Regions from separate parts of the Homo sapiens genome. Here region 1 is linked to region 2. Evidence: read pairs that join two places in POLR2A ChIA-PET (ENCODE). Cell type or tissue: HepG2. All regions are shown on one strand. Links, peaks and the distances in the headings refer to the core of each region. The heading gives the core; the rest is flanking DNA.

Evidence for each region. ChIA-PET counts read pairs that join two places held together with the same protein. Peaks named below come from ENCODE experiments on the same cell type or tissue, not always from the same donor. Only the 100,000 strongest peaks of a DNase experiment are listed, where the experiment ranks them.
Region 1: POLR2A ChIA-PET joins it to region 2 with 5 read pairs; 3 of 35 experiments call an interaction of 5 or more read pairs at or near these places.

The regions. Positions count from the first base shown.
Region 1 is chr6:155,338,180-155,344,633 of GRCh38, forward strand. No RefSeq gene overlaps it. Among named protein-coding and RNA genes, the nearest start is that of TFB1M, 27 kb to the left of the region's middle. In HepG2, for the core only: a CTCF peak has its summit at 2,424 (motif pointing right); DNase peaks (open chromatin) are centred at 2,432 and 3,562.
Region 2 is chr6:155,396,723-155,403,176 of GRCh38, forward strand. NOX3 (NADPH oxidase 3) reads right to left here. Exons shown (of 14, transcript NM_015718.3): 13 at 87-240. The coding sequence ends at 114. Among named protein-coding and RNA genes, the nearest start is that of NOX3, 56 kb to the right of the region's middle. In HepG2, for the core only: no CTCF peak of the experiment used is centred there; a DNase peak (open chromatin) is centred at 2,739.

The sequences.
Region 1 (6,454 bases), core at 965-5,964, 58 kb before region 2:
TTTCGGTGGTATCAGTTGTAATAATGTGAGATTATTTAGATCTTCTGTCTTCTTGGCTAATCTTGCTAATGGTCTATCAATTTTATTTGTCTTTTCAAAGAACCAGCTTTTTGTTTCATTTATCTTTTGTGTTTTTTTTTGTTTCAATTTCATTTAGTTCTGCTCTGATCTTGGTTACTTCCTTTCTTCTGCTGGGTTTGGGTTTGGTTTGATCTTGTTTCTCTAGTACCTTGAGGTGTGACCTTAGATTATCTGTTTGTGCTCTTTCAGACTTCTTGATTTAGGCATTTAGGGCTATGATCTTTCATCTTAGCACCACCTTAGCTATATCCCAGAGGTTTTGATAGGTGATGTCATTATTATCATTAAGTTCAAATAATTTTTAAATTTCCATCTTGATTTTGCTTTTGACCCAGTGCTCATTCAGGAACAGATTATTTAATATCCATGTATTTGCATTGTTTTGAAGGTTCCTTTTGGAGTTGATTTCCAGTTTTATCCCACTGTAGTCTGAGACAGTGCTTGATATAATTTCAATTTTCTTAAATTTATTAAGCTTTGTTTTATTGCCTATCATACGGTCTATCTTGGAGAAAGTTCTATGTGCTGTTGAATAGAATGTGTATTTTGTGGTTGTTGGATGGAAGTCTGTGAAGTCCATTTGTTTTAAGGTATAGTTTTAAGTCTATTGTTTCTTTGTTGACTTTCTGTCTTGATGACTTGTCTAGTGCTATCAGTGGAGTATTGGAGTCCCCACTATTATTGTGTTGCTGTCTCTCTTGTTTGTTAGGTCTGTTAGTAATTGCTTTATAAATTTGGGAGCTCCAGTATTAGGTGCATATATGTTTAGGATTGTGATATTTTCCTGTTGAACAAGGCCTTTTACCATTACGTCATATCCCTCTTTGTCTGTTTTAACCACTGTTGCTTTAAAGTTTGTTTTCTGTGATATAATAGCTACACCTGCTTGCTTTTGGTTTCCATTTGCATGAAATGCCTTTTTCCACCCCTATAAGTTTATGTGAATACTTAGGTGAGTCTCCTGAAGGCAGCAGATAGTTGGTTGGTGAGTTCTTATCCATTCTGCAGTTCTGTACCTTTTAAGTGGAGCTCTTAGGCCATTTACATTTAATGTTAGTATTGAAGGTACCATTGCATTCATCATGCTCTTTGTTGCTTGGGTACTTTGGTTTTTTGGTTTTTGTTTTTGCTTTTTAACTTGTATTTTTGTTTTATAGGTCCTGTGTGATTTATAGTTTAAAGAGGTTCTGTTTTGATGTGTTTCCAGGATTTGTTTCAAGATTTAGAGCTCCTTTTGGCAGTTCTTATAGTGGTTGGCTTGGTAATGGCAAATTCTCTCAGCATTTGTTTGTCTGAAAATGACTTTATCTTTCCTTCAGATATGATGCTTAGTTTTGCTTGGATACAAAATTCTTGGCTGATAATTGTTTTGTTTGAGGAGGCTGAAGATAGTCCCTTCTAGCTTATAGGGTTTCTGCTGAGAAATCTGCTGTTAATCTGATAGATTTTCCTTTATAGGCTACCTGGTGCTTCTGTCTCACAGCTCTTAAAATTCTTTCCTTTGTCTTAGCTTTGGATAACCTAATGACAATATGTCTAGGCAAAGATTTTTTTTTTTTTTTAAACAGTTTCACTTTTGTTGCCCAGGCTGGAGTGCAATGGTGCGATCTTGGTTCACCGCAACCTCCACCTCCCGGGTTCAAGTGATTCTTCTGCCTCAGCCTCCCAAGTGGTTGGGATTACAGGCATGTGCCACCACGCCCAGCTAATTTTATATTTTTAGTAGAGATGGGGTTTCTCCATGTTGGTCAGGCTGGTCTCAAACTCCCAATCTCAGGTGATCCACCCACCTCGGCCTCCAAAAGTGCTGGGATTACAAGCGTGAGCCCTCTGACTTTCAAATAGTCTGTCTTTGAGCTTACTATTTCTTTCTTCCAATTGACCAGTTCTGCTGTTGATGCTCTCTATTGCATTTTTTAATCTCATTAATTGTATTTTTTACCTCCAGGATTTGTTTGATTTTTAAAAAGTTATTTCAATCTCTCCCTTAAATTTCTCCGATAAATTTCTGAATTGATTCTCTGTGTTTTCTTGAAGTTTGTTGAGCTTCCTTAAAACAGCTATTTAAAATTCTTTGTCCAAGAGATTACACATTTCCATCACTTTCAGGGTCAGCTTCTGGCACCTTATTTTGTCTGTTTGGTGAGGTCATATTTCCTTGAACGTTCTTGATGCTTGTGACGTGTGACCATGTCTGAGCATTGAGGGATTAGGTATTCATTTTAGCCTTCACAAATTGGCCTTGTTTGTGCCTGTCCCTGTCAGAGGGCCTTCTAGGGATTTTAAGCAGACTGTCTTGGTTTTCCTGAGCCTGTGACCACTGTAGCTGTCTCAGCACTAGAGGACACTATAAGCTCAGGCTTACTCCAGGTCTTGTGAGGATTCCAAAGTTTGTGTGGCCTTCTGGCTCAGATGAGCCTGGTGAGGACCCAAGGAGGGTACTGGGGCTGAGTGGGAATACTGGCCAGTAAGTCCAGAAGACTGTCCTGATGGCTCAGATGGGTATGCCTCCCAGCAGGTCTCTGCACAGGTGATATAGGTCCCTGACTGCAGCTAGAGGGGCTGGATTTGAGACTGGGTCCCCTTGGGATCTGTTGTGAGAAGGAGACTGGCGGGCCTGTCTCATTGACTCAGGCATGCATCACACAGCAGGTCTTTGAAAAGCAACGTTCTTCCTTGTTACAACAGTATGGGCTGGAGCTGAGGCTGGGCCCCTTTGGGATCTGTTGTTAGCCACAAGTTCACTAAGTGCCCTGGTCATTGTGATTTGTACCATTAGCCTAATTCATCTGTTTTAGACTCCCAGGTCAACCCTACCCTTCTAGATTGACTTTGCTCCCCTTAGCCACAAATAACATCTTGCCTCATGGGGGAGGTACATCACCTATTAGCAGGAGCAAATAAGCTCTTAGAGATGGCCTGAGGAGCTTGCCTAAGCAAAAGCATGACTTTATGACATAGTATTTCTAGGATGACTGTATGTTCTGGTTTGCCTGTGACCATCTCAAGTTTATGTTTGTTGTCCAGGCATAATTATTAATAGTGCTCCAGTCATTGTCATTATTTGGATGAAATACGGTAACCCTACAATTTTCATCTGAGTAATGGGAATAAGATTGCCAACCCTTTTAAAAATTACACAGTAGTTCCTCCTTATCTGTGGTTTTGCTTTCTGTGGTTTCAGTTACTCATGGTCAACTGCAGTACAAAAACATTAAATGGAAAATTTCAGAAATAAACGAGTCATAAATTTTAAATCAAATGCTATTTTGAGAAGCACAATGAACTCTCATGCCATCCTGCTCTGTCCCACCCAGGTCCTTAATCATCCCTTTGTCCTGTGTATCCACCTGCCCATTACACTACCTACCTAGTTAGCCACTGACATCATGTGTTCCTGACATCCAACCATTGACATAGTCATGGCTTGATGATCCAGGATCACCCAAAGCAGACACTCTTCCTTCTGAAGGGTCATCAGAAAGTCAAATAGTTGCCTAATGCTGCATCACAATGCCTACTTCATTCACCTCATTTCATGTATCATGTAGGCATGTATCATCTCAAATTATCAGAAGAACAATGAGTACAGTGTAATAAGATATTTTGAGAGAGATAAAGAGAGCAAGCACATCCACATAACTTATTGTAGTATATTTTTGTAATTGTTCTATTTTATTATTTGATAATGTTAATCCCTTACTGTGCCTAATATATAAATTAAACTTTATTGTATGTATGTATGGAAAAAGTAGTATATATAGGATTTTATACTATTTATGGTTTCAGGCACGCACTGGGGCTCTGGAACATGTCCCCCATGGATAAGGGGAAACTACTATAATGCTATTTAGCAGATCAAATGAGATTATGTTTATGAAAATCTTTTAAAGGGATTTGAAGACAGCCTGCCCTGGCTGCATGAGGTGATGGCATTATTTGTTGTTGTTATTATCTGTTTTGGCTCATGCAGACGTATTAGTTCAAATTCCATTTTCTTGGTTATTGGATATTTTTTAGACTGTTGAGGTCAGGAAACAAGTTATCTTCAGCTTCGAGAGGTGTTATTATATATACGGTTTCATTAGCAGTAAAAAATCTCATTGTTTCAAGTAAACACTTCATTTAAAAATACAATTGATTTTTACGAAATAGAACCATACTACTACTACATTTTTTTTCCCCACTATTCATGCTGGACTTCTAAATGATAAAAAAGGAAAAAGATATATGAATAGAATTTTAATCACATGGTAAACAATAAAGCACCCATTATAGAAACAGCATAAATAAGAAACAAAACATAGACTACCTAACCCTGTATGTATGGTGTGTGTACGTTTGTGGGTAGTTTTAATGAAATTTAAGAAATGCAAACTTACTAAGTGTGCATTTTCCTGTACCTGTTAGTATTGAAATAGACAAATATGCTTAGCAAGAAAGGAAAAAAATTGGGGTGGGTAACCAATAAGTTGATAAATAAGGTCCCAAATAACTGAGAGTTTACTGTAGTTTAAGCAGTCACATTACTTCTTTTTAGCAAAACAGATAAACGATCACATCTGTAATTAAACTCTGGTCTGATTGCATTGCTATATCTAAGTGTTTGCCTCTGGTGTAATAATGTGCTTTCTCAAATGGGATTGCTTTTCTATTGCTCTTTATTCCTGAATGACCTGGTCTTTCCTGAACCAGGGAGAAAATGTGCTTTATAATGAAATAATGATTTCTTTCAAGGTTTAACAGTATTATTTGCTAAGTTATCTCTTTTAGGGTCTCTAATGATGCCTCCAGGCAGTGAAGGAGTTACTTTTCCTCAAGAAGAAAATTAAAAAATAGAAATGGAAATTTTCATAATGGAAAATTAAAAGTGTGAGTTCCTTAAAAGGAAGAAAAGCTTTTATGGATCTCACAGGAGGATTCTTGGTTACTCCACTAAGCAACTTCGCCTGACCATTTTTTTTTTTTAAGTAGTGAAATGTAATGTGTGTTCGAATGTCTTAGAAGTTCAAACTTTTAGCCTATATGTTCTGTTTGGCCTGAGGCACTAAGAAATAGTATGAAATTTCATATAGAAATATGGATTTTTGGCTTCCCTTTAAAAATTTTTTACATATCAACAAGTTAGCTGGCTGTCCTTCTATTGATGCCCTCATTAGAGGCATAGGGCATTTGTCAGTCCTTTGTCATGTCACTTAGCTAACAGACTTGGTCTTAAAGTTTGCAACTCTTAATCCATATTGTCATTCATTTAAAAAATTATACAGACATGTTATATGAAAAACTTTGCTCAAGGAGCTAAGCCAAGATGCACATGGCCTGTTACTTAAGGGATCTTATGGAATACCAGATCACTGATATGTTCAGTGGAACGCATTCCATGACACATGAGTTGAGATGTGTTCCAGATTTCTGCTTTGGAAGTTCACAATGCATGTTAGCATATTAAAGGCTTTGAAAGCCTCCAGTAATGAAACTGTTATATATTTAACCATTATTGAAGAAAAAAAGGGCTAGTTCTGGGGAACACACTTTGAGAAATGGTGATCTGTAGCTTGGCTGTAAATTAAAGGAGGCTATTAACATTTACATATTAATAAATATAGGAAATGAATCAGAGACCTAGAAGAGTCTCATACAAATATATTCACAGGGAAAAAATAACTGAATTCAAGACTCTTCATCTTCTATTTGGAATAAGGTCCATAAGGTATAAAAGCTCATATGCCTTTTTTTGTAAAACACTAATATTAGATGGAGCTTTATATTTTCTGTTTTTAAAAAATTACCATTTGCATAAAGAAATTTTCTAAAATTTAGTCATTATGGCAAGTGGGAAGATTAAGTAAATATGGACTGTTTTGAAGACTGATTCACTAATACATTCGTGTATTTCTTTAACACAGCCAAGTCCTTTGGATTTTACCTTGTAAATATCCCTACTATGCATACACTCCTCTCTAACTCACTGGCTCCCTATAGTGGCACTACTGTCATCTATCTCAGGGTGACTGAAGCACCTCCCAACTGTAATACATTTCTTACACTGTATCCAGATGAACTTTAAAAAATGAAAATCTGATGTTTCTTGAAAGCTTGGAATGGCTTCCAATTGCTCTTAAAGACCAAACTCCTTATGATATCTGCAAAGCCTCATGTGATCTGGGCCAGCTCTGTCTCCAGCCTCATCTAATTAAAAAAAAAAACCTGTTATTTTAGGTTCAGGGTTCATGTGAAGGTTTGTTATATAAGTAAACTTCTGTTGCAGCTGTTTGTTGTACAGATTATTTCATCACCCAGGTGTTAAACCTAGCACCCAATAGTTATTTTCTCCACTCTCAAGTAGACCTCAGTATCTGTTGTTCCCTTCTTT
Region 2 (6,454 bases), core at 611-5,610:
AGTGCATAGAGCCTAAAATGATTACTGTTTGGCCCCTTATGGGAAGAGTTTCCCAATCCCTGACCTGTATGATTGCAGCCACTTACACAATGCCTGGACTTGACCTCCAAAGTCTAGAAGCTCTCCTTGTTGTAATAGAAATGAACACCTCTGGGGTCAGCTGATGAATACAAGTGGCACATCTTTTGAAGTGTCCTCGAGAGAGCTTTAGGTCCACAGAAGAACACGCCAATACTGCTGCTGCAGTAGGGGTAAGAAAAGGAAATAAAATGTCACCAGGAGGCAAGGCCAGCCAGAAGCCAAGACAATGATAAGATTAATGAAGTGGTTGTGGCTTTACTTATTTATTTTTCTCCCTCCATGTCGTTTTTTCTTAGATTCTTTTTTTCTACCTACTTTCAGCACCATGCTCTCTCCTAGGTTCCCAGCATCCTCCCCTAAATTAATCAGGGAGGTGGAGCCAAGAAGACTGAGGCTGGAAAGGGGCCATGAAACTGTTGAGGGGTTTTGATACAACACCCTGCAATGTTGGCACTTTACAATGGCAGAGTTCAGTAGTTGAGAGTGGGACCATACAGTCCATAGAGCCTAAAATGATTACTATTTGGCCCCTTATGGGAAGAGTTTCCCAATCCCTGACCTATATGATTGCAGCCACTTACACAATGCCTGGACTTGACCTCCTTTTTGGCCAGGTGACCTTGATTCATGTCTTCTTGGATACGTGACCAGATGTTAACTTCCTGAGAACATAAACCTGGTCTGTTTTATTCCAGCACCTGGAACAGTGCCTGGCATACAGTGGACAATCAACACACATTTGCTGAATGAATGACTAAATGGCTTTCCTGAGTAGTATCTGCGTGGTCTTGGGCAAGTCACTAGACCTCAGTTTCTGCATGTGGAAAAGATGATAAGGACTACGTTGTATGTTTTATCAAAAGCAAGATGAGATAATACATTCAAAAGGGTTTTAAAAAGGTTAGTTATCACTAATATCCTGTTCAGCCCTGCCTTTTTATAGATAATAAAATTAATGCTAAAGTAATAGCAATTTAATTAATTTCTCCTGTTGGAATTACTTTAATTTTCAAAGAAGGCCAGAAGGGAGAGCTGGAAAAGAAAAAGACATTGCTGAAAATATAGTCACCCAAACGTTGTCATCTCTAATCTTGACATTTCAGAAAACTATGTCAGAGAGATACTTTTTGCATATAGTGGCTATCCCAGAGCTGCTCAAATGCCTTGCAACTTAGCCTACATATAAACACCACATCTGCACAGGGTTTCAAAGTTGTTTCTGGAAGTTGGGGTGCATCAGTCTCTATAGAGATTTTTAGAGACCATGTCTTTTTTCTCTTGTCTTGAATATTACTATTCTTTGTAGCATTTTTTCCAATCTCTAGTATAAGCTGAATTAGTTACTCTAGTGTGGATCAAAAGTTCTCAAGCTTTACTGTGCATAAAATCATCTAGGCAGATTGTTGAAATGTAGATTCCTAGGCTCGAATCCAAGGAATGCATGTTTAGTGAGGATCTCGGGTGGTGTTGAGGCAGATCGCCCTGTGAGCCTCACTTTGAGAAACACTGTCATCAAGACATTCTTTGGGCTTCAGGACCAGCTCACTATACCATCTCTGTTTCTTCAGACATGGATCTTGCTGGGAAGTGCCTATAGAGCCTAGTTCTTCTTAGCTCATATGTTAACATGGTTCTCTGCCATGTGTCATAGCCACATTTTAACTGTGTGTTCCAGGACCATCACATCCACAGTAGAAATTGATGGTTCCCCTGCATTTCAAACTCCAGCTTCAAAGGAACTTATCAATGGCTTAATTTACAAATGACAATATGTTTAAAATGTAGCAGTACTACTTTCAAAGAAATCATTCCCATGGCTAAATTTGAGAAAGTAATTTTTCAGAAAATATTTCCCATGGAAAGGTATGAGTTTATGGCTTAATGAAGAGATTTTGAGGTGTTTATGGAAATAAAAGGCAATGGTTAAGAGTGCTCTTGGCTCCACCACTTCGTTGCTGGGTAACTTTGGGCATGTCAATTACCTTCACAAAGCCCCCAGTTTCTCATCTATAAAATGGGGAGAATTATAGAATCTAGCTCCGAGAATCTCTGTGAGGATCAAGCAAGACATTGCAGGTCTGGCCGCTGGTCCTGTGCTTGGCACATGGTGTGCTCTCAGGAATGGCTAGCTTCCTGATATTATTTTCCCACGCGATGGCTATTGGTGTCTGCCTGCTCCGTGAAGCTGAACAGAAGAGGTGGTGCGGGGTGTTAACACAGAGGTGATTATGTAGACTTACTGAGATCAGCACTAGATTTTTGAGCTCTGGACTGAAACATTTTGAATGGTAGATGGATCAGGCGAGACCCTTCCCAGTGAGGAGTCACAGCTTTGCTTTGTGTCTGATGCCCAGAGGTGTCCTTGCATCTATTTTCAAAGATGCTGTTATGGGTGGTGATATTTTTCCATTAGTGTAGATGTCACCAAAGAGATTGCCCACTGGCCCACTCCAATGGGCTAAGACTGCTCTTTCGTTTGCAGCAACAGTAACTGCAGACCTGATGGTGCCCTTTGATGCTCTGCCTTTAAGACTCCATTTCAAAGGATTCTGATTGCTGCTGCCTGGTGTTCTCCTGGTGTCCCCAGCAGTTCACAGCTCCCCTGAGTCTTTTGAAGTTGTGGCTATCACACTGCACAGCTAAGTCCACACTTTACTCAGGGGCCATATCCGCCGTGGTGATGCAATCACCAAAAAGTCTCACAAAGGCCATTTATTATCTACCTTCTGCTAAGGTGGAAAGGTCAGCCCTTCACTGGCTCTCTGTGCATCACTGTCCCCACAGACAGCACAAGCAGTTTGCCTGGCTTACTCTTCTCGGCATTTGTGACTCCAAGTATGGAGAACTTCTTGTCACAAATGCATACTGTGAATCACAGGGCAGAGAATCCAAGCCAAGTGTTTAAGGGACAGATGTGGCAGCTTCCCTTTTTTTTTTTTCTTTTATGAGGCAACGGACAAGTGCAACAGAACCCTAATGGGGTTGGTAAAGAAAAAATTCTTCTATAAAATTTAATTACCCACAATCGCTTGGAATTAAATAGAGATTCTCCGCAAAAGAAGTATAAAAACGCAAGGTGCTATTCTTCAGTTTACAGCCTGCAAGCCACAGAGCTTGCACACGCATGGGGGAGCTGGATCGGGGACAATGTTAATGGCATTGATCAGTCTGGGCTGCTGACTTTGATGAGAAAAGGACAAATTTTACACAAGCTGCAAAGATGGCTAACATTCACAGCATTATTTTTAGCTCTGATAAACAATAAAGAAAATTCTCCTTTCCCTCTCTATGTCTGCTAAATAACTATTGTGCTCTTCTCTGTGGGGTTGGTGCATTTTTCAAAAACAGTTCAGCGATGCCATGCATGAAAGGCATCCAAAATATCACCCACCAGGAGATTTCAGCCCAGCAGATATATGGGCGTGTGGGTGCGCCCGGGAGTGATCCCACCACCTCGCTGAATTCCCAGGTTCTGCTGCCGTGAGCCCTTCTCTCCTTAAATTGTATGTTTGTTTTTATGTGTTGGCTTTTATGCTTGGTAAGTTATAACCCTGTAGGGGCAGACCCTAAACCCTATTTAAAAAAAAGCAAATTACTTTATACCCTGAGTGCATTCTGCAAATAAAATCGATAAACAGAAGCTTCCCGTGGATTTATGGAGGCTTAGAAAGAAGATGAGAGCTACAAACTCTGTATCAGACAATGGACACAACTTCTGGTTAATCCTTTCTAGTGAGTGTTTTTCATTAGAAATGCCTCCAAATGATTCATCACATAATTATATTTTGTACAACACCTTCTTTTTTCAGAACCGCAGATGATAATTGTGCTGGCCAGCTTTTTTTTTTTTTTTAACCTATCTCCCAGTTAATTTGTAGCAGCCTACGACATTACTTTTCTCTGTGTCCTAATTACTCAGTTGCTCATGAGTTGCTGCAGATGTCCCTAACCAGGCTCACTGTTGTGATTCTGCTCCTGCCCACACTCCACAGGCTCTGTTTTCTTTGGCAGCCAGAACTGTGCTGTTCGGACACTTGTCCCAGCTCCCTCATTGGTCTCATGGTGCTGCCACTTGCACATACTGGCCATTTTGCTAGGCTCTGAGGTGCATAGATAAAGTTGCTTATAGCTATAAGCCCTTGAGAAGCTTATGGTCAAATGGGGAAGAAAAATGAAAGCAGATGACTTGTAGCATCCGATCCCAGGGAATGGTAGAGCCATTTTTGCCAACCCTTCCCCACCCCAATAAAACAGTAACATATATATGCCTTCATGCATAAGTAACCAAATATTTTGCCAAACTAATAATTTGATAGATAGGTAATGCCATTGAAGAAATTTTGCAGTATAATGATAAATCCACCCTGTACTCACCCATCTCTCCAATCCCCCCTACCACAAATGGAGTAATTTCAGCAATTTTTATTGAATCTTCACTTGGGTCTAACCAGAGAGATTGATGCCCTCTCATGGGAAGGAACTATGGGAATATGCTGACAATTTCCTCATCATAAGTTTATGGTGTCTTTATTTTTCCCATGAAGCTGTAACTTATCATGTGTTGTATTTCCATTTAAGTCTATTTCTTTGAGTATTCTGAACATTTTAGTCACATAATGAATGTTTAGGATATCCTGTTAGATAAAGGGCCCTGTATGCTATAATCAGAATGCTAATTTCTTAAAAATATCATTTTAAAACATTTTGCACATATGCACATACAAATGAGAATTGAAGGGTGCATACACAAGCAAATGTGGGTCCAGATGGACACATTTACTCAATTTAGTATAAAGGTATTTTCACGTTTCTGAAAACAATAGGTGGTCTAAAATACATTCATGCAATATGGATTAGAAGCCCCCAATCATATGGTAAGTTGACACCTTTCTTCATCGTTAGGTTGGGTTAAACTGTTCTAACAAATGGTAGTACTCTTCTATTTTTTTTTCTTCAAAGTTAAAAGAAATACGTCTACTGAAATTACAAAAAAAAAAAAAAAAATGACCAAACTTTAAAGTTTTTATGGTAATTAATTACATCAAATTTACACCTAAAAGGCGTGGTGAAGTTATTAACAGATAGGTCAAAAGTAGAAAACTACAAATATTATCTGAAGGGTAAGATCAAAGATTTAAGGCCTATGGAAAATTATTTTATTCAATTAATTAAAAGCAACTGATCCACAAATTCAGAAAGCTGAGTATCCGTACAATGTGTGTTTATCAAAAAAGTAACTAGATGTGACAACGGTATTTTTATTTTCATTCTGTCTACCTTCTTGGAAATATTTTCCTGATTTTCTGAACATTTACCTAAAGCTTGTGAACGTATTGACAATGTTTACAAAAAATGCAATACAGTTTCCATTTTTGAAAAAGATACCTTTCTCTAGATTAGTAAGACATAGATGGCAATGAATGTATTTAATTAGCCTACTATATTTTAATTGGGAGAATAATTTTTAATGTTTTTGTTTCATAGTACTTTTCTGTGCTTTATCTAACTGAAATACTATACAATTTTCACATGCATGTGAATTTGAATATATCAATAAAAGGCTTATAATGCATCCACTTAATATTTGTTGACTGTCTTTCAAAACTATACTTGTGTTTTTGTAATATAGCTAATATAATTACCAAAATTAATTACAAACAAAAACAATAGAACACACTTTTCTATTTTCTGTCAGCCTTTGATCTATTTTTAATTTTTCTTCTCTCTCCCTTATTTGTATTCATTTTGATGCCCATCAATTTGTTTCTCTATTACTGTTATTTTTGCAATTTTCTGGTTCCTTTATAGCTTGTACTACTCTCTTTGATCTGCTTCCCTTCAAGCTTTATTTTTGGTCCTGTTTTTCATGTTCTATAAAAAATCTTTTTGCCCCTCTTCACTTTATTCTTTTGATTTAACTCCTTCTTAGAACAAGAACAAACTCCAGCTTTGAGTGAACAGGTAAATATTTTTGAAAGAGTAAGTCCGGAGAATCCTCGGCTTCGTGCTGATGAATAGAAATGGTTGAGAGCCTACTTCAAAGGCCCTCAAGAACAAAGAACCTTTTCTGAGGCCACTAACAAATCCACCAATTTCTTCTGACCCATCTTTGCCAAAAGATATGAGCTAACGACAGGACAGAACCGTCTTGTAAGAGTAGCCAGGCAGGCTTGGGAACAAACATATCCTTGACATAATAAGGGGAAAACATACTGTTTATCTCTTTAATAACCATCCCGAGGAAAATTAATGTTACTTTGTCCTTTGTGCAGAACAGTAATTGGATTGTGTGTTTCATTTACATCTGGACAAAGGCCAGGATATTGAAATACTTCTCAATATTAGATTTTCTTGTTTAAAAATTAGATTTTAT